6 separate regions of the Mus musculus genome follow, and regions 1, 2, 3, 4 and 6 are each linked to region 5. Evidence: chromatin loops called from intact Hi-C (ENCODE). Cell type or tissue: gastrocnemius. All regions are shown on one strand. Region 1 has its middle 17 kb from the start of Gm42327. Region 2 holds the start of Runx3 (runt related transcription factor 3). Region 3 has its middle 54 kb from the start of Runx3. Region 4 overlaps Srrm1 (serine/arginine repetitive matrix 1). Region 5 has its middle 15 kb from the start of Syf2. Region 6 has its middle 16 kb from the start of Gm42327.

Evidence for each region. Peaks named below come from ENCODE experiments on the same cell type or tissue, not always from the same donor. Only the 100,000 strongest peaks of a DNase experiment are listed, where the experiment ranks them.
Region 1: a loop joins it to region 5, with 12 times the contacts of the local background. A loop is called at or near these places in 5 of 42 quality-filtered maps.
Region 2: it touches region 5 in a loop (4-fold over the local background); 14 of 42 quality-filtered maps call a loop at or near these places.
Region 3: it touches region 5 in a loop (12-fold over the local background); 31 of 42 quality-filtered maps call a loop at or near these places.
Region 4: a loop joins it to region 5, with 2.9 times the contacts of the local background. A loop is called at or near these places in 19 of 42 quality-filtered maps.
Region 6: a loop joins it to region 5, with 9 times the contacts of the local background. A loop is called at or near these places in 16 of 42 quality-filtered maps.

Annotation. Positions count from the first base shown.
Region 1 is chr4:135,032,812-135,036,811 of GRCm38, reverse strand. No RefSeq gene overlaps it. Among named protein-coding and RNA genes, the nearest start is that of Gm42327, 17 kb to the left of the region's middle. In gastrocnemius, a CTCF peak has its summit at 2,216; a DNase peak (open chromatin) is centred at 2,214.
Region 2 is chr4:135,148,744-135,152,743 of GRCm38, reverse strand. It overlaps Runx3 (runt related transcription factor 3), which reads right to left and starts at 199. Exons shown (of 5, transcript NM_001369050.1): 1 at 1-199. In gastrocnemius, a CTCF peak has its summit at 2,118 (motif pointing right); DNase peaks (open chromatin) are centred at 430, 1,209, 1,523 and 2,118; H3K4me3 peaks cover 761 bases.
Region 3 is chr4:135,204,105-135,208,104 of GRCm38, reverse strand. No RefSeq gene overlaps it. Among named protein-coding and RNA genes, the nearest start is that of Runx3, 54 kb to the right of the region's middle. In gastrocnemius, a CTCF peak has its summit at 1,583 (motif pointing right); DNase peaks (open chromatin) are centred at 1,580, 1,873, 2,691 and 3,785; H3K4me3 peaks cover 716 bases; H3K27ac peaks cover 328 bases.
Region 4 is chr4:135,316,638-135,320,637 of GRCm38, reverse strand. It overlaps Srrm1 (serine/arginine repetitive matrix 1), which reads left to right. Exons shown (of 18, transcript NM_016799.4): 18 at 1-153. Among named protein-coding and RNA genes, the nearest start is that of Gm12984, 13 kb to the right of the region's middle. In gastrocnemius, a CTCF peak has its summit at 2,451 (motif pointing right); DNase peaks (open chromatin) are centred at 2,459 and 2,860.
Region 5 is chr4:134,944,448-134,948,447 of GRCm38, reverse strand. No RefSeq gene overlaps it. Among named protein-coding and RNA genes, the nearest start is that of Syf2, 15 kb to the right of the region's middle. In gastrocnemius, a CTCF peak has its summit at 2,334 (motif pointing left); a DNase peak (open chromatin) is centred at 2,281; H3K4me3 peaks cover 558 bases; H3K27ac peaks cover 450 bases.
Region 6 is chr4:135,065,736-135,069,735 of GRCm38, reverse strand. No RefSeq gene overlaps it. Among named protein-coding and RNA genes, the nearest start is that of Gm42327, 16 kb to the right of the region's middle. In gastrocnemius, CTCF peaks have their summits at 2,394 (motif pointing right) and 2,832 (motif pointing left); DNase peaks (open chromatin) are centred at 2,409 and 2,811; H3K4me3 peaks cover 394 bases; H3K27ac peaks cover 209 bases.

The sequences.
Region 1 (4,000 bases), 88 kb before region 5:
GCATCGAAATAATTACCATGATTACTTCAGATTAAATCATGCATGTGGGAGGAGGTATGGGATGTGGAACAGTCAGAGGGTGTACGGAGACAGGGATAAAATCTGGAGTGTAAAAAAAAAAAAAAAGATTAAATAAAATTGAAAAATAAAAAGAATCATTTAAAAAAACATACATGTACGTCTATCAATTCCTGAGTGGGTAGTAAACAAACGCTCTTCCAAGGTCTGAGTTTGCTTTCTGGTGTTGTGATAAAGAGCATGCTCAGAAGCAACTTGGAGAGGAAAGGATTTATCAGCCTACAGCTTACGTCATGGAGGGAGCTTGGGGCAAGAACCCGGAGGCAAGAACTGAAGCAGAAGCCGTGGAGGACGCTTCACGCTGCTCACTGGCTTGCTCCCCTTGCATTTTCAGTCTGCTTTCTTATACACGGCAAGGCCAGCAGCCTGAGGGTGGCAGTGCCACGGAGGGATGGGCTGTCCCTCCCGGGTCAACCTTTAGTCAAGACAATGCCCCGCCCCCAGACTTGCCTATGGGAAGTCTCACTGAAACATGTTCTCAGTTGATTTTCCCTCTTCTCTGATAACTTTGGCCTTTTTGTCAAGTTAACAAAATATTAACCAAGACATTCCCGGGCCTTGCTTTGACGTGCCTGTTTGACACTTCAGCATTGCCTCCCCTCCTGTTATAAATGGGAAACAGGAGCTCCTAGGGATTAAGAGGCCTTGCCGAGTCCAGGGCCAGAAGAGTGTCAGATCCACTGAAGCTGAACTTACAGGCAGTAAGTTACAGAAATGGATGCTGGGAACCAAGCTGAGGTCCTCTGTGGAGCAGCAAGGACTCCTCACCCCTGAGCCCTCTCTCCAGGCCCCGTGGAAAGCTTTCTAAAAGTTCCCACTGTATCCCACCCCCACCCCGAGCATCTGTAAAGCTTCCTGGATGGTCTGAGTGCTGGCGTGTGGCATGGGTGACAGATGCAGCAGCTGAGAAGAGTCAGAAGCAGTGAGGAGACACAGTGGTTCCCAGGGAATGGAGACACTGTGCAGGGTGTTCTGCAGTCCAGGTGTTAGTGGAAAAAAAATCAGAGCACCATGATCTTCCCAGGATCTTGGGGGGGGGGGGTCTGCTATTCCAACTCCCAGATAGCACCCAAGGAGGCAGGTATAAAGGCTGGCTAGTGTATGGCATGCGGGACAGCTTCACTGAGCTTCCTGAGGGTGAGTGAGAGGTCAAGGGAGAGGGAGCCATCACTACAGATACCATAGCCGTTAAAATACTTTTAAATGGATAATCTGACAATGCCTAAAGTTGTACCTTAATGAAATTTGATCTTTTAGATGAATTGAAAAGAATTTGAGCTCATCCAGTATAATAAAGAACATAGATAGTTCTGTATATATTGAGGAAACATATCTGTCCTGGTGAGGTTTTACAGTCAACTTGACACAGCCTAGAGTCATCTGGGAAGAAGAAACTTCAACTGAAGAATTGCTTTGATCAGACTGGCCTGTGGCCTCTCTGTGAGAGAGTAATTACATTGACTGGTGACTGATGTGGGAGGGGCCACGCCACTCTGGGTGGCACCACCCCTAAGCGGATCAGTCTGTGTTGTTGAAGAAAGCTGAGTGCCAGACAGAGGACCAGCCAGTAACCATTCTTATTCTTCAGTGGCTAAAACCATTTATCAGGCACTGATTATCACTTTCATGTAAGTCACTCTACTTTTTTTTATTTGTTTAACATTTTATTGATTCTTTATGAATTTTACATCATGCACCGCAATCCCACTCATCTCCCCCCATGTCTGCCTTCTGCTTTGCAACCTCCCTCCCCAAAAGAAAACAAAAAAAATTTTAAAGATTAAAGGAAAAAAAAACCACTCACCATGGAATCTGCAGGTGTCACACAGTATACCCTTTTTCTGTGTGACCTTATGTCCCACAGTGTAACTTTTTTCCCAAACAGCTTTACTTGCAAATGCTCATTGCCGTGAGTCTTTGGTCTGGTTAGAGGACTGACCTGTGTCTTTTAGCCAGGCAGAGAAAGGCCAGAAAGTCAGAAGATCGAGGTCATGCCCCTTTAAGGACAAGCCCTATAGTCCCTTGAGAACTGACACAGAGATAATCTAGGCCAAGGTGATCCAGACCCAGAGTCCTTACAAAGACGCCATAGGAGAAAGGCGTCTGCACCTGGCACCACCAGCCCCCACAGCCAGGGGGCGCTGTGCTAGATTCGTCAGGCCAGGCTAGTAACAGAGGCTCTGATGCTGATGCTGATGCTGCAGTCCACATCCTGCTCACGGGAACCTGAATGCTCATAGCAAGCTGTATGGAACCATGATCTCTGATGTACCAAGGAGGAAAGGCTGGAAGAGCCCGGAGGAGCAGCAGATTCTCCTACTGTGGCAAGCGGCTCATAGCTGGAAGACCTGCGGTCTTTGAACCTGTCTCTGAATGAGGCTTAGGCAGGTCTTCTGTGTCCCGGATGGTTTCAGAACAGACTGACCAACACCTCGCTACACAGAATAACAATCTCCAAGGTGGCCCGTCTTTTAACTTTGGAAAAGATGTGCGCAAGTGATTTGCATATTCTGGTACATTCAATTTTCATATATTTGCATATTTATTTGTACCACTATTATGAAATGCTTAATTGGTTGGTACCTCTCAGTTAACTCTACCGAAATGAGGCAGGAATGACCCGTTATCCCCTGGGACACACTGAGCTCCTGAGGAAAAGGAAGGTAGGAAGTCAGATGCAGGCATCAGGAAGTAAGATGCTCGAGGCGCGGAGGGCTCAGGTCATGAGTCTAGGAGAACAATGACTTAGAGAAGCTGGGAAAGGAATGAACACAGATAGACAGACACACAGACACACAGACACACAGACACACAGACACACAGACACACAGACACACCTCTAGGAAGAACACCACTCAACCCACATTTTGATTTTAGCCCAGGAAAACCTGTGACTCTCAGAACGTTGAGACAACAAATGTCTGTGGGGTGAAGCCAGTAGTGGATAGTAATGGGCGCGGCAGAGGACAGGGCAAGAGTCCCCATCACACGGGGCTGAGTCCGCTGCAGCAGCCCAGTGGGCAATGAGTGAGGGAATGAACCCTGGGGGCCGTGAGCAGACCTGGCATGGAGCCCAGGGGCTCTCAGTCTGGGGGACCTAACCGGTCTCAGCTCCACTGGCGTGAGATTCTCTGGGCCTCAGCAGCCCCATCAAAGGCTTGGACTCTGCCTGCGAGGGCTTTCGCAGTCCTGGGTGCTTGATCTGCCCTCAGGCCTGCCTTGACCTTGACCCTGACCCTTGTTTACTTCAGCAGAGACTGACCTTGGCTTCTAGCAAACCTCCAAGGCAGGCTCTGGGCTGGGACAGGTGACAGAGCCGTGCCCAGATGACTACCGCACGCCCTGCCACAGGTGACTGCTAGTGTCCCTGACCTTTCTGTCTCCCCTCAACCCCTCTGCCCACCTACTCACACAGCAGAGCCTACTTTCCCAGGGGGTCTAACCGCAGAAATGAAGGGGTCTCAGACAGATCAGAGGCGGATCCTTGATCTCACTCAAGGAAACCTGACTTTCTCCTCCCTCCCACTCCCTGCCTATCCATAAGCCCAGGTTTAGCAGGCTGCTATGCCCCCCTTTGTTATCTGCTCCTCAATTCCACCTCTTACACCCTGTAGATTGACCTACATTCTCTCCTAAGGCCACAGAAACCATCACATACCTCCAAAAAGACACATCAGGGTTTCCTTTATTATAGAGACGGACCAGCTCCCTAAAGCACTCCAATTCCACACAAGGAAGTGACTTTAGAAAAGGAGGAGCAAAAAGAGGAAGAAGGAAGGAAGGAAGGAAGGAAGGAAGGAAGGAAGGAAGGAGGGAGGGAGGGAGGGAGGGAGGGAGGGAGGGAGGGAGGGAGGGAGGGAGGGAAGGAAGGAAGGAAGGAAAGAAAGAAAGATTGATTGATTCAATGCACAGAGAGGATGCA
Region 2 (4,000 bases), 200 kb before region 5:
CAGCCGCGGGAAGCGGGAGGCGGGAAGGCGGCGGCTCGGGGCCCGGCCAGCGTGGGGGGTGGGGGGAGGGGCGGCGCCGGGGGAGGGGGTGCGCCCCGACGGTCGGCCGCGCGCCCGCTAGTCCCGCATCCGGCGCGCGCGGCCGCCCCACGGACTCGGCGGCCGCGGCCCCAGCCCGGATCCTAGAGAATCAAGTGGCGGCGACGCGGCCGCCCGCGCGGGGTTAGTACCCCGGGCCTCGGGGCGGGGCCGTGCGAGCGACGCGGGGCGCAGCCAATCGCAGCCCCCAGGCTCGGGGTTCGCCGTGGAGGACCCGGTGGCTCGGGCCCGCGCGAGCCAAGCAGGGGCCAGGCTCCGCCCCAGAGGGTCTAGACACCCGCGTCCCGGTAGCCGCGCGGGGAGCCGCGGTCCCCGGAGTCAGGAGCGGCCGCTGCGACCTGGGCAGACATCGGGTTTCCAGCCTCCTGGCTGCGGCTCGCTTCCCCTCCCTCGAGTCGCAGCCTGGCTGCTTCAGCTCTGGCCACCGCAGCCCGGAACCTGCACCCTCAGCTGGTTGCCGCGGTGACACCCAAGACGGTTTTCTCATTCCCTCCACTCCACAAACGATTTTGACCCTAGAGCTTCCACCCCACGAGGGAGTCCACAGCTCCGCGCGGCCTTGGCTCTCGTCTCTGTGGCTTCTGTGTCAACCTTCGAGGCAGACAGAATAGGGGTTGCCACAGGGACCAACAGTGGGGTGGGGACAACCACACGGCTCCTGTCCACTCAAAACTAATTTCAGGATCGCGCAGGCCTCGTGGAGTTGTCCTCTGTCTTGGCAGCTCATGGGTCTTTGAAAACTACAATGGGGCCTACAACAGTGTGCTTTTTTGGAACATTCCATGCTACACCATACGCATGCAACCACCGTCCGTCTAGTGGAAGTGGATGAGGGTCTGTGGCAGAAAGAAGTCTTAACGCTCAGACTGCTTTCTCCCCACGGATGGAAAGGGGTCCTCCTAGGGCCGGGCCATAGTCTTCTTGGCCCTAAAGCGCTGAGCCTACAGAGCTGTCAGGTGCCCTGTGGGAAATCGGCCCTGGGGTCTCTGTGTTCCTCATGCTCCGTGGCCCAGCAACTCCTGGACTTCACTAACAACAACTCTTTCCCGTCCCGTCTCCTAAGCCTGGCATGGGGGCACAGACACACAACTAGAGAGTCCACGGTCACCGGTCACCGAGGGCTGTGCTCTCCCCAACCCCGTGCACTCCTTGGACGGCAGCAACGAACGAATGCATGTGTTTCTCTCACTGCTTTGGAAATTCGACTGCATTTTCGTTGCCAGCGACAGTGAATCTGTCTGCAACTACCAATACAAGCCCCAGAAGCGACACGATTTAGGATCCGATGGCGACAGAGGCATCAAGACCTCATCCTGGCTCTGACCTCAGCTTAGAACACTCCATTTTGTCAAAAAACGAAATCAGGCGCTGTGTGTACAACAGCGGGGTACTAGGTATGTCCTGAGTCTAACGAGTGCCAGGAGAATTGTATTCTGCCCCTCTCTGGGCCTTATGCCAGCGCCTCAAGCCACCAGGGAAGCAAGGACAGTGAAGGTCCCTTACTGGAACTTTTTGAGAACCTATGATTCGGAGTTGACCATCACTAGGCCTTGGGCCGCCATGGAAACAGCCTCTGGACCAGAGGGGATCTAGGAAGCCTGGCCCTGAGCATGGGCCCTCAGGGGGCTCCCCTGGAAAGGGAGCACCGCTAGTCACCAGGTAGGACCCAGACCGAGTCGTCTATTCTGCCCTCGAGCGATTGTGGGCCGTGACTGGCAGCCTCTGCGATGCGATGCATAAATTCGATTTCTTGAGTGATTCCAGTTTGCATCTGCCCCATACTAGTCCCTCCGCCTGATTTCTCTTTCTGATCTTACAACAAATTAATAACCGGGTCTCCGGAAAGTGGGGCTACAGGAATGACCCAACATCTGACCCTGGGCCCGGACTCAGCTATAACCCTCGGAAGACGCGGGCACCAGATCCAAGGGTTGGGGAAGTGCTGGCCTTCAGTACGCAGCCTGAGGTCGCAGGTGAAGGGTCGCCCGGGCTGAAGCAGTGTCGTGAACCGCCCACTAGTTGGCGCTGGCGCCTTGCTGGCTGCTCAGTTGCCCCCACCAGACTCAGAGCACAGACTTGCGCCTGCAGCAGGGGCAGCACGGGCAGCACGGGTTTTCCAAGCCACGGAGCGTTGGGGAAGAGCTACTTTCTGGAGAGTGCGCGCCTGATTTCTCTTTATACCAGTGGTCACATATCAGGTAAATGGATAGTGTGGTGTTAGGCCGAGGGTTGCCTGCCCGGGTTCTCACAAAGAGATACGGTTCTTTGGAGTCCCAGATACCGAAGGGCCTGCAACCAGCAGAAGTCTCCCTTCAACAGAAAGGCGCCGCCCTGTTTCCCTACTTCTGTTCCTGAGCTCCGTTCTGAGGATAGGATAGAAGGCTCAGACTTTCATCCTTATACCTGTCTAGAACCAGACCAGTTTCCTTCTTTCTTCTCTGGACCGACAAACCTAGAACTATTTATGTATGGTCAAATTTTCAGACCAGGAGAGCTGCCACCAAACAGGACTCATCGCTCCCTCTCCCTTCCCCACCGTGCGTACATATGTTCCGTCTTTCTTTCTGTCCCACAGTCGGGCAACAGTCTGCCTTCTCTCAAATGCTCTCTTCTAAGAGCACCTCACTGTGTCCCCAACAGGGGACAGGAAGCAGAGATCAAAGCTCCTCTCTCACGTGTATGTCCATTGTAGGGTAAATTGGACCAGCCTGGGCCATCTACAGCAGGCTCTTATCCTGAGAGGACACCCCCGCCCTCCAAGCCACTAAGGCTTCTTGGCTGTGCAATGTTGCCTCTGTCTTTGAGGAAATGGACTGAGTGGGTCTCATTCCTTGGAAGTCAGGAGACAGGGAAGGGTAGGTTTCAGCACACTTGTTTCTGGCTCATCTCTGGTTAGTTCTTAAGTCTGCTTCCTCCATCCCTCTGGTCCAGGGACCCTGTGTCGAATATTCCTGAGCCTTCCTCTCAACTGTACAGGGGAGAACAGCTGAATCTGGGATCACGTGTGAAGTGCTTGGCACAGGACTGCTCCAGAAAGACGCTCTATCACGCCAACTGTCTTTGCCAAGTGTCACACCCTCACCTGTGAAACACTCATCTGGTGGTAGCTTTCACAGCGCTTTCTAGAACTCAGAACCTAGGACAGAGCTGTGGCCACCTTGCTCCTCCTTTCTCCTAGGCTGGCCTGAGGGCTACCTGCTGCCTACAGACTATCGGGTGCTTGCCTTTACATAGAGCTAGCACTGAAGGCAACTTTTGAGGGCCTTCTTGCTGTCAAGGCTCCAGACCTTCACTACTGCCCTCCCACAAGCAGCCCTGACCTAAGTAGAAAGTGACCATCACCATGGACACCACAGTCCTTTTCCTCTCCCCCAGAGGTGTCGGTTCCTTCTAGAAATGGAGTGTCTCCATTCTGGTCCCGGCACCCAGTGTGGATCCTGCCTACAGCTTAGTCTCTGGAACTCTCAGGGGACTTTCCTATGTTGAGGGACTTCTTTCTAACATTCTTTCTTGGGGAGGGGGAACTAGGGGTTCCTGCTGGCAGGAGAGGGGCAGTGAGCACTCCCTCCCCAAGGCTGAGAGAAAGTGAAAGCCATAAAATGCTGTTAGTAAACACAACTCTGTATCCTGTTTTCAGACGTGTGTAGTTACTTACACGGTATAAAATATTGAAATACAAAAGATGTCATGTACCCCGACTGAGCACACCTGCTGAACCCGTCAGAACCAGCGGTTGGTCAGAGTACTGTAACTAAATTGAGAAGCAATCTCTTGAGAGAGGTGGAGGCCCCATTTCAGAGGTTTCAACTCTGGGGTCATCTCTCCCGGGTGACTTGAGGGAAGGTTACTGAATGGGTGGGTGTGTTTTCCAATTGCAGAATTGAGAACCGGATTTAGAGGG
Region 3 (4,000 bases), 260 kb before region 5:
CCTTATTCCAAGTGTCCTTACTGGAGTACTGGGGATATAGGACCAGGGAGTTTGTTGGCCAGTCAGTCTAGCAAATACATTGAACTGTATGCTGATCTGTGGAGACAATCTGACCTCTGCATGTGCACGTACTTAGGAGAACACACACAAATACGGGGGTGGGGAGGAGAGAGAGAGAGAGAACGAGAACTATCTAAAGCAGACAACAGCAAAGGTCCAAACCAACTGAAAACCAGGAAAGCCAGACCGGCATGAAAGTCTCATGGGCTCCAGCCTGCACCTGTGTAATGAAGTCCCGGGCAACAGGGCAGGAGCTGCACTTGATGAATAGTGCCCGAGATCTCTCTAAAAACTGAATAAAGGAATCAACCTCAAATCTATGAAACTTCTCTAAAGTCCATGCAGAATAAAAACAAATTCAACACACCTAAACATATCATGGTGAAACTGCCCACCCTTTAAAGCAGTCTGAAGTCGGCCCGAGAAGCGGACGGAGCAGAGCCAGTGAGGGGACCACAGGGAAACCAGGGTGGCCTTGCAACTGGGGGACAGGGCATCTTTAATGAGGGAAGTCTGCCCTATAAATTTCCATAATCCGGGAAGATACCTTCCACTTGGAGGGCAAACGGGCAGAATAGGGCTCTAATTCTTTTGTAAGGCAGAAATGGGGCTTGTGATGGGGATCCCGTGGTGCACTGGTTGCCTGGCAAGCCTGAAGCCCTGGGTTCAATCCTGCTACTGTGTGGATCTGTAACCTCAGCTCTAAGGAGGTAAACACAGGACGGTACGAAGCTCAGGGTCATCTTTGGCTAGATAGTGAGTTCAAAGCCAGCCTGGGATATAATACCCGGTCTCAAAAAAAAAATTTTTTTTGTTGTTGTTGTTCCAAAGAAAAGAGGTGGGGAGAGAAAGAGAGGACAGAGTTAAATAGCAACCAAATAGACCTAACTGATTTATGAGAAATACTACATTCGACAGCTTCAGGGAAGGTTGAAGGGCCCATGGAGCAGAGTCTAGCAAAGCAGAGCAGGTACTCTGGTCTGTAATTCAGTCCCTAGGACAATCCCCTCTCAGGCACCACTGCCAAGCTTCCTGGCCACACACTGCCATTTCAACACCTTCATTTAACAAACGTGTGAATAGTACATTAGCAACTATTCTGAATGCCATACCATATTAGAGCTCTTTTATGGTCCTTATATAGAAAGTTCCCATTTCTGGATAAGGAAACTCAACCCCAGGGGTGTAAGACATTTGTTTGGTACACAGCTAGGAAACCACAGTTCCGAAGATGGACTGTAGCGGCATGAAGTCTGTAATCTTTAGAAGCCTGACTCCTTTTCTCATTAAGGTTGGCAACCAAACTAATTAGATTGTCAGGAAAACTGAGGCCCGTCTAGGGCGCACCCGACACTGGGTTTGTTCTCTGGGGGCACGTCTCTGGCAACAAACACAAGTTAAGAAGCCCAGACAAGTTGTGCACACCTGCTTTAATACTTCGTGGCAAGAGGCCAGGTGGACCCTGCTCTGAAAGCCTTGGCTGTCACCAGACGGGCGAAGGCTTTCTCCAAACAGCCGGCAGAGGGCGCAGGCGACCCTCTCTCAGGCGCCACTTCTGCAAACCGCGCGGGGCCAGCTGCAGGACGCCGGCAGTTTGGGGAGTTGTCAGTTCAGATCCGCAGCGTCGCCGGCTTCCTTCCTCTTTATCAGATCTGTCAGGGCCGCGGCGTGTCGTGAAGGCACCTCCGGCCTCCTTCCCTCCTTCCTGTGGCGAACGGACGCAGCCATCTAGCGAGCGAGCGACACTTCGCACCCTGACACTTCGCACCCCGGGGGCCAGGCGGGGCAGGGGGAGGAGCGACACCTGCTGCAAGATCGGTTCACGCGTGGGCCCTTTGCGCCTCTGCACCCTCTTCTCGCCTGTGCCCGGCACACTGCCAGGTTTGCGTGGCAGCTAGGTCGAGGTGGAGAGAAGGCGCTGCTGCCATCTTTCTAGGGGTCCCTGGACCCCGGTGGCTCCCAGCACGGTGCATGCATGGCTGTGGCCTGAGCCATACTGAGCGGTAGGTAGGTGCCACCTAAAAGAAAGAGGTGACAGTGCACGAAATATCTCTAAAGATCGGTGACATTATCTTCATAAAAAGTATCTTAGGGTCTAATAGAACGTGTCACTAGGTCTGCACTCAGAAGGGCCATTGGAGAGGAGGAAGGAGGAGTGGGGGAGGGGTGGAGTATCTTGAAGCACCTAGGACAACAGTCCTAAGCAAGAGTCCCCTTACTCTCTGACTCCCTCCCTAAACAAGAGCAAACTATTTGTAAATAAGACCGGCCCCAAACTCACAGAGATCCTCCTGCCTCTGTCTCCTGAGTGCTGGAATTAAAGGCATGTGTCACCATGCCAGGCTAGAGCAAACTATTTTCATTCAACTAGCTTTAACAGAAAAGTAACCTGCTTCCTCCCTTCCTTCTTTCCTCCCTCCCTCTCCCTCTTTTTCTCCCTCTTTTTTTTTTCTCCCTCTGTTCCCTCCTCCATTCCTCCTTTAGTGCCTAGTTAGATGCTGTCATCTCCCATGTTAGCAGGGGCTGGCCAGATTGACTTTTGGCCCAGCAGTGGGGCAGCCCAGATCTTACCAAGGGGATATTCAGCAGTCTCTCCGGGGATGCTAGGAGAGTCCAGCGGTCCCAGGGACACCTGCTGCGCTGCGTGCTCTGGCTCAGTGGGGTGTGGAAGAGGCTGGTCCTGTTCAGTCCGACAGGGATTTTAGGTCTGGGGAAAGCAGGAGGATTAGAGGAGGCTTGGGACACCTGAATCCCAGCACTTGGAGGTTGGGGGGAGAATTGGGAGGTCAATGCTGGGCAGTGGTGGCTCATGCCTTTAATCCCAGCACTTGGGAGGCAGAGGCAGGCGGATTTCTGAGTTCCAGGACAGCCTGGTCTACAGAGTGAGTTCCAGGACAGCCAGGGCTATACAGAGAAACCCTGTCTCAAAGAAACCAAAAAACAAAAACCAAAAACCAAAAACCAAAAAAAAAAAAAAAAAAAAAAAAAAAAAGCCCGAATTGGGAGGTCAGCCTCTGTTGGGCAGAAACTCCTTCAAAGCATCCAAACAATTTTGCCCCAGGCTGGGGAGATGACACAGTGGATAAAGTGCTAACAAATGGATCTGGGTAGACATGGCAACCCTGGGGAGGTGAAGACTGAGGTCTCTGGGTAAGCTGGCTAGATGACACTAGCCCTCCATCGTTAAGCCCAGGGTTTAATTGACAGAGCCTACTTTTATGAACAAGATGGAGGACAATGGAGGCAGATCTATCAACCTTGGGACGTCACAGACACGCCTACAGCCTACATATGCCCACTCGTACAGATGAGAACACACACACCCCATGACCTCACACCACATCTGTATGCTAACAGAAAAATGTTTTGCCTCCTCTTTAAAAGTTAAAAAACAAACAAACAAACAAACAAACCAAACCAAACCAAACCTGCTCCCTATTCCTACAGATCCTTCTGGGACTCAGGGGTCCCTGCAGGAACCTCGAGGTCACCTGTTTTGCAGTTTTGATCGGGAAATGTGAATAACTGTAAACACAGACCATCCCAAGTTCCCAGCCCGGGATCAGTTTTGCCACTGCCACTGGCAGTTGGTTTTTGAAGGGAAAATCCAGCAGGGCTCTGCCGTCACATTTGAACTTGACATTCTACACCTGCTTTTCCTTATCTGATGTCAAGTAGAAATCAATCATGACAGCAGGAAGCTGGATTGTCTCCAGCGTCTGTGTGACAAGGATGGCCAAGGCCGGAGTTCCTTGCCAGAGAGGGACTGCAGGGGGTTAGTGCTGATCTGGTACAAACCCTCGAGGCTCAATGGGGGCAGGATGGGGGTGGGGTGGGTGGATGGGGGCCGTAGCTATGGGGCCACACCTGTATCTTTATCCTCTCCTGCCAGATTTTACGGGTCTCTCCAGCTCTGGGGTAGCACAATGCCACTCGCCAG
Region 4 (4,000 bases), 370 kb before region 5:
CAATTGGTACCCACAACTGAAGAGCTCGTGTATTTGGCGGGCTGGAAGGGCCTGGACAGTGTCTTGGTTTCACTGTTTTATTTTATTTTATTTTTTAACTAAAGCTATATAAAGCTTGTGGATTAAACAGAATAAATTTCTAAATTTAAGAACATTGCCACTCACATTTATTCGCCTGCAGGGGAGGACGGAGTTCAGGGAAAATAGAAAGTGATGTCGCAGGCTCTCCCCTTCTTACTGAAATAACTAACTGCAGAGATGTCAGCAAGGGAGAGGGGGGTGTGTTCTTGGAACATGGAAAGCTGGTGAGGAGAGAGGCAGTTTACAGCAGGGCATGGTGTCAGTGTGAAGGACCTCCCAGGTGGCACTTGGACCTGAAGCTTGTGACACCAGAAGTCTGAGCCTAGTCTTTGGAGGCACAGATAAATTTGATTGTGACTTCTAATAGATGAAACTAGAATACAAAATGCCCACATCTGAATTTCAGGAAAGCCTAAGGGTGTTTTGTTTTTTGACTGAGACAGGGTTTCTCTGTATAGCCCTGGCCGTCCTGGAACTCACTCTGTAGACCAGGCTGGCCTCGAACTCAGAAATCCACTTGTCTCTGTCTCCCAAGTGCTGGGATTAAAGGTGTGCGCCACCACTGCCCGGCCCTGTTTATGACTTTTAACCAAAAGACAGACACTTAAGACTTCGGTAGGGCCAGGCTCGAACCTAGAAGGCCCCTTCAGAAAGCCCTGGATTAAGAATCTGGACCCACACCAGCTCAGAAGAGAAGGGAAGGGGAACGGGGAAAGAATTGTGGGGGTGGAGTGACCAGGAGAGGGGCAGTGAAAAAAACCTGGGAAATTTAATGATTCCACATATTTCTTTATAATCCCCAACATTTACCCTAAAGTTACACATATAAAGACAGCTTTCTCGTTAAAAATGAATCTGGAGCTGGACTGGAGAGGTGGGGTGGCTCAGTGGTTGGAAGTATTGCTGCTCTTCCAGAGGACCCGACCGAGTTCAACTCCCGGCACCCATATGGCAACTCTTGATTGTAACTGCAGTTCCAGGGTATCGGACACCCTCACACAGACATAACGTGCAGACAAAACAGCAATGCATGTGAAATTAAAAAAAACAAATCTGGGGCCTTTTGTAGTGGTTTACTCCTTTAATCCCAGCATTCAGGAGGCAGAGGCCGGCAGATTTCTGAGTTTGAGGGCAGCCTGGTCTACAGAATGAGTTCCAGGACAGCCAGGGCTACACAGAGAAACCCTGTCTCAAAAAAAAAAAAACTAAACTAAATCAAAAGACTTAAGCAGTGAGCTGGTTTTACATGGAACCTACAGTGAGTTATAATGAAGAAACAAGGTACTCAGTGAAGACAATCCTAGAGGACTCTAGAGCTGGGAATAGTCTCATGTGCAGAGCTTTCTGTGTTCTTCCATGTGGAAACCAACCCCGTGTGAGACAGGAGAAGCAGTGTTGAGCGACTACAATGCGGACTCCCTGTATAAACAGTCGGAGTATTTGCTTCTGTTTAGCCTGACAGTTGGAACATTTGTGGCTGACCCATGCAACACAGGAGCTTTCATTCTTTCCAACTGAAACCTGACAGCAGTCCTTGCCTATACAGCTAGTTGAAGCTGTTTAGAGGCTAACCCAGTCTCTACTCATTTTTGAGTCCCATCTCAAAAATGGAGCACATGTCTGTAACTTAGGCAACAGCAGAAGGGCCTTCCCCCCTAGTTAGTTGCTTGTGAACTCAACAGAAGCTAGAGTTACTGCACAAGGCCACGCCAGCAAGATCAGTCAGCATCTCAGCCAGCAGCACTAACTGGACTCAAGCACAGGAGGCGGTCAGCTTCCTCGGCACCGTCTTCATCTTGAAGGCTCGGCCATCGTTTCCTGACCCATTTCTGAACATAGAAGTTACTAGAATTTGGACCTCTGTTTAGCATCATTTCTATAGTGTCCTCATAAATTAAATGGTGAATCAGCATAAAACCGTAAGGTGAGACATCACATGTACATCGTAGTCATTCACGGAGCCCACTGGGAGTGGAGGGACAGCCTGATCTACATAGCAATTTCCAGGCAATTTCCAGGCCAATCAGAGCAATATAGTGAGATCCTGCCTTAGGGGAAAAAATATTCCATTATCAAATGGCAAATTTCAACCAAGCAAAACCCAAAATTGGGCTGGAGAGATGGCTCAGCAGTTAAGAGCACTGGCTACCCTTCCGGAGGTCCTGTGTTCAAATCCCAGCAACCACATGGTGGCTCACAACCATCTGTAATGAGATCTGATGCCCTCTTCTAGTGTGTCTGAAGACAGCTACAGTGTACTTACATATAATAAGTCTTAAAAAAACAAACCCCAAATTTCTTTGGCAGTGTCCGGATAGGCACAGAGGCTTTCCATTCTTTCCTGGTCCCAGCTGTCCTCAGATTTGTCCACTAGGTGGCGCCTAGTCCCTGCTTGGCCACAGAGTGAGCTGGCATACTGTGCAGTCCTAAGACTCCTGTGCTTGCTTGGTCATTTTCTTTTTATTGTTATTTTAGGCAGGATCTCATATAACCCAGGCTGACCATGAACTTGCTGCATGGTCAAGGATGACCTTGAACTCAGTTCCTCTGTGTGTGTGTGTGTGTGTGTGTGTGTGTGTGTGTGTGTGTGTGTGTGTGTGTAAGAGAAAGGAAAGAGGTGGATATTTTGCTTGAATGCATATGTCTTTGTTTGTTTGTACCTCCTGTGTGCATGCCCTCAGAGGCCATTGGATTCCCCAGGACAGGAGTTACAGATGGTTGCACAAGGTTGCTGGGGATTAAAACCCAGTCCTCTGGGAAGAGCAGCCATTGCTGTCAACCACTGAGCCATCTATGTAGCTTTGGTTGGCCAGGAACTCAGTATGTGAACCTGGCTGCCTTTCAACTCCGATAGCTTGCATGCCCTGTCTCCAAGAGCTGCGATTAAGCAAAGGCATGTGCCGCCATGCCTAGCAGATGTTATTTATTTTTAATATTGTTGAGTGCATTTCCATCCGTGTATGCTGTATAAATATGCATTTATGTGTGCCCCAGTGCTCATGTGGAAGTCAGAACAATTTCACAAAGCCCATTCTTCCCACTTTATATCAGATCCGGGGTTCAAACTCAAGGGTAAGGTTTGTTCCGCTGCAACTGCTCACTTACCGTCTATCTGTTGGAGTGGTTTTGGTTTATGTTTTGTTTTGTTGAGACAAGGTCTCATTATATAGCCCTGGCTGTCCTGGAACTTGCTGTGTAGACCAGGCTGGCCTCAAACTCAGAAATCAGCCTGCCTCTGCCTCCCAAGTGCTAGGATTAAAGGTGTGAGGGCTTTTCGAGAGGGAACATCCGCCTCAGTGTCCTTCCAGTGGCCTAGCGTACAGGACCTGGAGGGCTTATGAGGGCTTAGATGTTTGATAAGAGCCTTGAAGATGACAGGGCAGGTTCTAGAGCGCGCTGAGAAGGGGCATGGGTCACAGGGTGACTCGGGGAAGCTGAGACATTTTCATTGTATACAGGGTCTCTTATAGTCTCATTTGTGAGATTCCTGGAATACTCCAAGTTTGAATCTAGGAAGGAGCAAAAGGCCATACACGCTCAGGCTTAAGCCGGGCTCCCTGCCGTTCTGATATCTCTTTTCAATGCGTATGAATTTTCCCCTACAGGAATGTCTGCCCACCATGTGCATACTTAGCCTTGGTTCTCTGAAACTAGAATTACAGGCAGTGGACTGGTGAGATGGCTCAGCAGGTAAGAGCGTTGATTGCTCTTATGAAGGTCCTGAGTTCAAATCCTAGCAACCACATGGTAGCTCACAACCATCTTTAATGAGACCTGACACCCTCTACTGGTGCGTCTGAAGTCAGCTACAGTGTACTTACTTAATGTATAATAATAAATCTTTGGGCCGGAGCAAGCAGGGACTGAGCAAGCAGGGCTGACCTGATCGAGTGGGGCTGACCAGAGCAAGCAGAGGTCC
Region 5 (4,000 bases):
AGATCTAACACCCTCTTCTAGTGTGTGTGAAGACAGCTACAGTGTACTCACATACATAAAATAGATAATTCTTTTTTTTTTAAGTAAGAAAAAAAAGAAAACAAGTCATAGGACTAGAGAGATGGCTCAGTGGTTCAGGAGCTCTGGCTGCTCTTCCAGGGATCCTGGGTTCAATTCCCAGCACCCACGTGACAGCCCACAACTGTGTGTAACTCCAATTCCAGGGGATCCAACATCCTCACATAGACATACATGTGGGGAACACACAGAAAATAAACAAACAAATAAATCTTTAAGAAAACCAGCAGGGCGGTGGTGGCATGCACCTTTAATCCCAGCACTTGGAAGGCAGAGGCAGGTGGATTTCTGAGTTCAAGTGAGTTCCAGGACAGCCAGGGCTACACAGAGAAACCCTGTCTCGAAAAAGAAAGAAAGAAAGAAAGAAAGAAAGAAAGAAAGAAAGAAAGAAAGAAAGAAAGAAAGAAAGAAAGAAAGAAAACCAGGGGCTGGTAAGATGGCTCAGTGGTTAAGAGCACTGACTGCTCTTCCAAAGGTCCTGAGTTCAAATCCCAGCAACCACATGGTGGCTCACAACCATCTGTAATGAAATCTGACACCCTCTTCTGGAGTGTCTGAAGACAGCTAAAGTGTACTTACATATAAATAAATAAATAAATCTTTTTTTTTAAGAAAGAAAAGGAGAACCAACCACATATAAATATATAAATTAATTAATTAATATCATACTGAGTGGCACATGCATGTAACCACACACACACACATATTATGCACACACTAGAAACAATTGCAAAAAAAACCTTTGCCAAATGTGGCCTATCACATTTTATTGGCAAAATCTTTTTTCTCTGCACTTTGAATCTGTAGCCTTGCCTCAAGTCCTTTCACAGAAAACAGATGATTTTTTTTTTTTTGAGACCTGCTTTTATTGTGTAGCCCAGGCTGGCCTGCCTCAGCCTCTCTCCAAGTGCTAGAATTGTAGGCATGCACCACTATGCTCTCCTTCCGGTCCCCACAGCCCCCATGGACAGACTAGAATCCTCGGGGCTTGCAATTTTGTTTATTTTTTTAATTTGCTTTTTCGAGACAGGGTTTCTCTGTGCAGCCCTGGCTGTCCTGAAACTCACTCTGTAGACCAGGCTGGCCTCAAACTCTGAAATCTGATGCCTCTGCCTCCCAAGTGCTGGGATTAAAGGAGTGTGGTGCCACCACCACCTGGAATTTTTAAATAAATGTGAATTATAATTTTTAAATTTAAATATAATTTTATAATTATATAAAAATATAATTGTATATATAATATATAAAATATAAATATATATAATAAAATATAAATATACTTTATTTAAAATTAAAAATATATAAAATTTAAAATTTAAAATTTAAAAATATATAATTTTAAATATAAATTTAAATATAATTTTAAATAAATGTGAATTATAATTCCAATAAGCATTATCTTAGTTGGTCATGATTAAGAAAGCAGTTATGATGGGCAGGTGTAAACATCTTTTTTTTTCCCGAGACAGTGTTTCTCTGTGTAGCCCTAGCTGTCCTGGAACTCACTTTGTAGACCAGGCTGGCCTCGAACTCAGAAATCTGCCTGCCTCTGCCTCCCGAGTGCTGGGATTAAAGGCGTGCGCCACCACGCCTTTGAGGTGTAAACATCTTAATCTCTGTCTGTAGCTCCATCCCAATGCACCCCACCTCCAGCCAATACTATAGCCGTAGTCCTAAATCTGTACATGTTTGCTTTATAGAGAGCCAAACGTAACGGAACAGCCATTGCAGGCCACCATCCATCAAACCACTCATGAAAAGCAGCTGTAGATAACATGCAAATGAGCCTGATCCTGTCCCAATAAAACTCTATTTATAGAAACAAGCCATGTGCCGGATTTGGCCCAAGACTCTCTGCTTCCATGAATCTACTGGATTAGGAGTCACTTTCTTTAACAACTAGGGCTTTCTCTACATAAACTTCATGTCATGATTCACTGGGGTCATTTTAGACACGAGGAAAGATCTAGAACAGAAATACTTGAGACAGGGACATCTTTCAGTGTCTCCTAGTCACAGCACGTGACCCCTGATCACAGGAAGGCTTCAAACTCTCTCGAAATCTGTGGGAGCAGCAAATTGTCCAGATTTCAGGTCCCCGTGCGCAGAGCATCTGCCCCGCGGGGTCTGGATGGAGCGAGCCAGAGAACTCCTGCTTCTAACAAATCCCGAATGAAGCCTAACAGTCAGAGGTCCACACAGAAAACCGCAGGGATGTGTGCCCGCCGAAAACCTAAATATCTGCTGCCACCTAGTGGACATATGAGGGCAGCACCTCCTCCAACAATCCCTTGCTTTCTGAAGTGTATCCAAAACAACACAACCCACACATCTTTTTGTCCCGGAGAAGAATCCGTTCTTAAGGCCAATCTGTCGTCTGTATACTTGGGATTCCACCACAGAACTCCAAGCTCCTTGAAAGAAACGAGGTGTCACGTTATTTACAATAACATGGCAGTGATTTTAAATCAACTTAAACCAGAAACAGACTATTTTCCACCAGGGAGAAAAACATCTTAAATATCTAAATAGAAGCAAACTGCTGCTGGCATCGCTCTCTGGCCAGTCTCCCATCACCAGATGCTGGTACCTCTTCTAAAAAACAAATGTACACCCTGCCCCTTCAGCTCCTGCCAGCAACCCACCCCTGACCTGGTGTACCCTGCTGGCCCGTGACTGCAAATGTCTGCCTCAGAGGGCAGGAAAGCAAAAGGCTCTTTTTTAAAACCAAGGTCGTAGCCTGGGGATGCAGCTCAATTGGTAAGGTTAGCTTGCTTAGCATGAAGGAAGCCATGAGCAAGATCCACACATTGCCTAAACTGGGTGTGGTAGTGGTGGTGGTGGAATCTCAGCGTTCCAGAGGTGGAGGCAAGGAGACCAGGAATTCAAGGTCATCTTCACCTACAGAGGGAGTTCAAGACCAGCCTAGGGTACCTGAAAACCTATCTATGGATGAATGAAATTATCAGGATATCATTTTCAAGTTACAACCTGCATTGGCCTGAGTCTGTACCTGGTTTCCACTGTGCAACCAAAATTCCCTTCAGAGTACTTTGACGTTTCCCTCTGAACACTGCATTCTGATCTATGAGGCCTCGTGGGGCTTAGACAAGAAGATCACAGGCTACATAACAAGACAGTGCCTCAAAAAGGGCTGGGGAGAGGGCCTGGGGAGATAGCTCCGTCAGGGATGTGTTTGCCATACAAGCATGGGACCTGAGCCCTAGGATCCATATTTGAAAGCTGGGCACGGTGGCATGTGTTTGTGCTTAAACCCCCAGCAGTGCTGTGGAGGCAGAGGCAGGAGCTCCCCGGGGCTCGATGGCAGACCAACCCAGTGTAATTGGTGAGTTCCAGGCCAAATGAGAGACCCTGTCTCAAAAGACAAGATGGAGGGGTTGGGGAAGACACATCAGCAATAAAAGTCATTGTCACGGAAGTGGAGGACAGTAAGTTGGGCACCCCAGCATGAAGATAAAATGCTCAGTAAACCCAGCAGGCTGCCTGTAACTCCAGCCCCTGAAGCCAGGAGGTAGGGCATCTCTGGAGTAAGCTGGTACAGAGACTAGCCCTAACTGTGGGCTCTAGGCTTGACTGACTGAGAGACTCTGCCTCAATGAAAGAGATGGTGGAGGAATGGAGGGAAACACTCAACATCAACTTTGGGCCTCTACACACACACACACACACACACACTTCATGCACATACCAAATTTTTAAAAAAGGAAGGGAAACTATATTCTGCCAAAGTGCGATTACCCACTGCCTGTCTGTTCCCGCCAAGATCCAGGTCCCTAACACCAGCGCTCACCAAATAAAGGAACACACAGCCACCCACAGCAGATAACTTGGACTCCCAGCTTGGCCGCTGCTGGGGTTTTGTCAGGATGGAGACGCATAAGAGCCACGCTACAAAGCATGG
Region 6 (4,000 bases), 120 kb before region 5:
CCTTGTCTGTTCAGTTGGGGTGCAAAGCCCTGTCTGCTACCTCAGGGGGGACACTGTGTCCTGAAAGCCCACAGCTGGAAAGTCCCCATGGTTTTCATAAAAAGGATATAGCCAGGAAGGGAAGCAGGTAGCCCCAGCTCTAGGCCTGGCAGGTACAGGGCTGATCGGTACTTGCTTACTCTCAGCCTCGGCCTAATGTGAGACTTTGGTCAAGTCTACCAGTCATTGTATCCTCCCTCCCTCCCTTCCTTCCTTCCTTCCTTCCTTCCTTCCTTCCTAATAACTTATTTATTCATATTTTATGTGCTTTGGTGTTTTGCTTGCATGCATGTCTATATGAGGGTGTCACATCTTGGAGTTATAAGACAGTTGTGAGCGGCCATGTGGTTGTTGGGATTTGAACTCAGGACCTCTGGAAGAGCAGTCAAGGCTCTTCATCACTTAGCCATCTCTCCAGCCCCCACTGTCCTTTTCTTCTTGTGTATCTGTGCCTGTATTTACACACACGTGTGAGCATGTGCAGACGAGGGCACGTGCCTGTGTGAAGGCCAGAGGCCGGCCTCAGGTGTTCTGCCTCAGGAGCCTCTGATTTTGCTTTTGTTTTTGTTTTCAGTCAGAATCTCCTTGCCCTTGGGCTTGACAGATGGGCCAGGCTGAGGCTGTCTGGTCAGTGAGCTCGAGGGTCTGCAGGCTCTTTCTCCTTGGCGATCCCACCATATGCACACACCTGGCCCCAGAGCTGGGATTACAAGTGTGTACAACCACACCCAGCTTTATATGGGGTAAACTCAGGTCCTCATGCATATATAAGCCTCCAACCGAGCCCCTTCCCGGCCCCTCTGGGCCTTTCTCTATGGCCAGGGGACAGGTCTTAGCATCCAGGATGGTCACAGGACCCAGCAAAAACAACATGCACAGAGACACTCTGGAATGTTCTCAGTGGTACACTAAGAAGCACTTCTTAGTGGAACTGGACCCGAACTCACATCTTGTAGGCTTGGAGTTTGCTACCTGGCCCTGGGCCTCCCAGTGTGGGAGAGAATTCTCAACCCCTTGGACGGGCCACCAGAAGAAGGAGCCCACTTACCTGTTCCTGCCTCCATGGAGAAGTGACAAATCTCTTTGTCTGGTTCCAGCAAGTCTCTGAGATGCCATACTTGGGGTGGGACGGGCTCTGCAGTCCTGGATGGCCAAGCCCACAGTGGAGTGAAAGGCTAATCTGCCTGCAACAGGCCCACAGCCCATGAGCCTTAGGGACATCGGGGAGTTCCGACTCAGATTTTGTCAAATGCTTATAGGCAAAATTAAAAATAAAATAAAATGAAATGAAATGAAATGAAATAAAATAAAATAAAAAAGAGCAGTCTGCCTTCCTGCCTCGTCTGTAGAGGAGGAATAGGAGGAGCCCTGGCGACAAGGAAGAGGGAGGATCAGTTGGCATTCCGGTATGGCTCCTTTTTCTGGGAAGCTCAGAGCTCGCCACGTCTAGGTTGGCAATGGCTGGAGCTGAAGGAGTCAGCCCCATTCATACAGTCAGGCTGGGTCTGCCTGTACTATCCCCACCACCACCACCTAACAACAACGTTGTCACTGACACCCCCACCACCGGCAACATCACTTACCACGGTTGACACCATCTCACACCACTGTGACCATCACCGCCCTTACCACCTCCCCCTCCCCCACAGCTCACCGTCACCTTTGCCTCAATTACCAGCCACTACTGTCACCATCATCACCACCGCCACCACCACCACCATCTTCACCACCACCACAACTAACACCACCTCCTCTATCCCCACCAGACCCTGGGCCAGCCACTTTGCCTCTGTCACTACTACAGGAAAAGGACTCCCTTCTCCAACTGAAGCCTCGCCTACAGACTCACCCCAGTGGGGATGAGGGCCAGCCTCAGGGCTCTGCCATGGCTGCAGCAGTCAGACCTGCAAATGCCTGCTGCAAGATGAACATAAGCGCTCTTGGAGAAAGGGGGCAGAAGAATCTATTACAGAGAAGAGACATGTTGACCACACACACGGTCTTCGCAACTGACGGACGTGAAGTAAGACACATTATGCTTTTCAAATTACTCTTGGGGAGACAAAAGCACAGAAATTTAAAGGCTTGTCCAAGGCCAGGTATCTAATATAGAATGAGGCTGTGATTTGAACCCAGGAACCTCACACCAGAATCCCCAATCCTGACCACTTCACTACACTGCCAGATTGGAGGCCCAGACCCTCACTGTCAGCAGTATCATTGACCCTGCAGTTTTTAACCTAAGACACAGTAGACGCTCAACAAAAAGAAGCCAGTTTATTGATAATACTGAAGCCCCTCCCCCACTCCTGCTCCTTCCTTCCCTGAGCCCGCCAGGCCGGAGGCTGTTGCTGCAGTTCCATAGCCAGCCAAGAGAGGGCAGCATGCAAAACAGTTCAAGAACTTTCCCGGGGCGCCAGAAGGAATTGGGAGGAAGTGGAGCTAAGACTTTGTGGCTGGCGTGAAGGCAGTTAGTGACCCAGAACAAATTCAAACAGACTCTGATGAGACGTGTTCTCTCATCCTCAGCTGAGATAACTGAGGGCCAGAGATGGAAGCGTCCTTGTCCACGATCACACAGCCAGTAAGTGGCAGAGACAAGTTAACAGTTTCAGTCTTCTGATTCGTTTTTCCCTTACCCAAATGGAAGGCAAGGAGATAGACCAGGCCTCCTCGCGTCTGCAGGATAAGACCAGGAACAGGACTAGCCTATGGTAAAAGTGACTAGCCCTGGGCAACACCTCACACCTGCACATAGCCCGGCCGCCCCCTAGTGGCGATGACGGTCAGTTTTCGTAGGCTCTGATAGTCTCTGCATGACCTTGCTAGCTGAGTTCTTCCTGAAGTCACCACTGCAGCTCTGGCGAATATGGTCTCACTCCTGGAAGACTCCTGGAAGGGGGAGGGGCTCTACTTTCACAGAGACGAGACCCATTTTCTTCTAGGAATAGCATCCTCTGATGAAGAGCAGAACTTACAAAATTTGCAGAGTGCCAGTTGGTGAGACTTTGGGGGTGGGGTGATTAGATAAGGAAGAAGAATAGAGTACATTTTAGAGAAGAGTGGAGTTATTAGCTGTGTCCAGAGGTGCCTGAGCAGCTAGCCCAGTGGAGAAGAAATGAGCGAGAGATGCAGACAGCATTCCATGCAGATGAGATAGCAGTACAGAGGCCCTCGGGCTGCTCTCCGGGGCTCACGTAGATAACATAGATACAGACCACTGTGGTTCCCACTTCTCGGAGACTCCTAACTTTTCGAGGATCTTTTGAGCCTTGTAGGGAAGAAACAAAGGTTCAGAAAGGTCATGTTGGAGGTCACAGGGTAAATCAGTGGCAGAGTTCAACTGAAACCCCAGGCTTCTGCCTCCCAGGTCAGGCTATTTAGAGAGTGGCCTTGGATTCCAAAGTTTCTATAGCATATCACCACTGGCATACACACACACACACACACACACACACACACACACACACACACACACACACCTGAGGTGTGAGGGGCAGGACATAGTCTCCAAAGTGTGGATCCATTCAGGATAGGTGCCAAGAGCACCTCAGGCATGGTCTGATGCACCCAGCCATAGTGGGGCTGTAAGTGGGACATCTCCTGTGCCTCCCCCTCGGGGTGGAGGAAGTCTGCTCAGAGAGCTCATGTGCTTGCCAATTGGCAGGGGTGAGTGGCCACCAAACATCAGAGGCAGGATGACCACTGCCCAGGCCAGGAAGCAGGGCTCACCTGTGGCCATGGTCAGCATCCAGCCAGGGCTGAGGTTTGGAGCTGGACCACGGATCTCGAATCAGGCTGAGAGTCAGCATGGGGTTTGGTTCAAGGGTCTGTGGCAAGGGACAGTTACCAGGCTGGGTTCAAATAAGAACTCATCCATCGCCAGAGAGCAGAATGGCCAAGGTTGAGGCTCTCTGTGGCTAGAGGGAAGGGTAGACATGTGGGCCAGGCAGGGACAAAG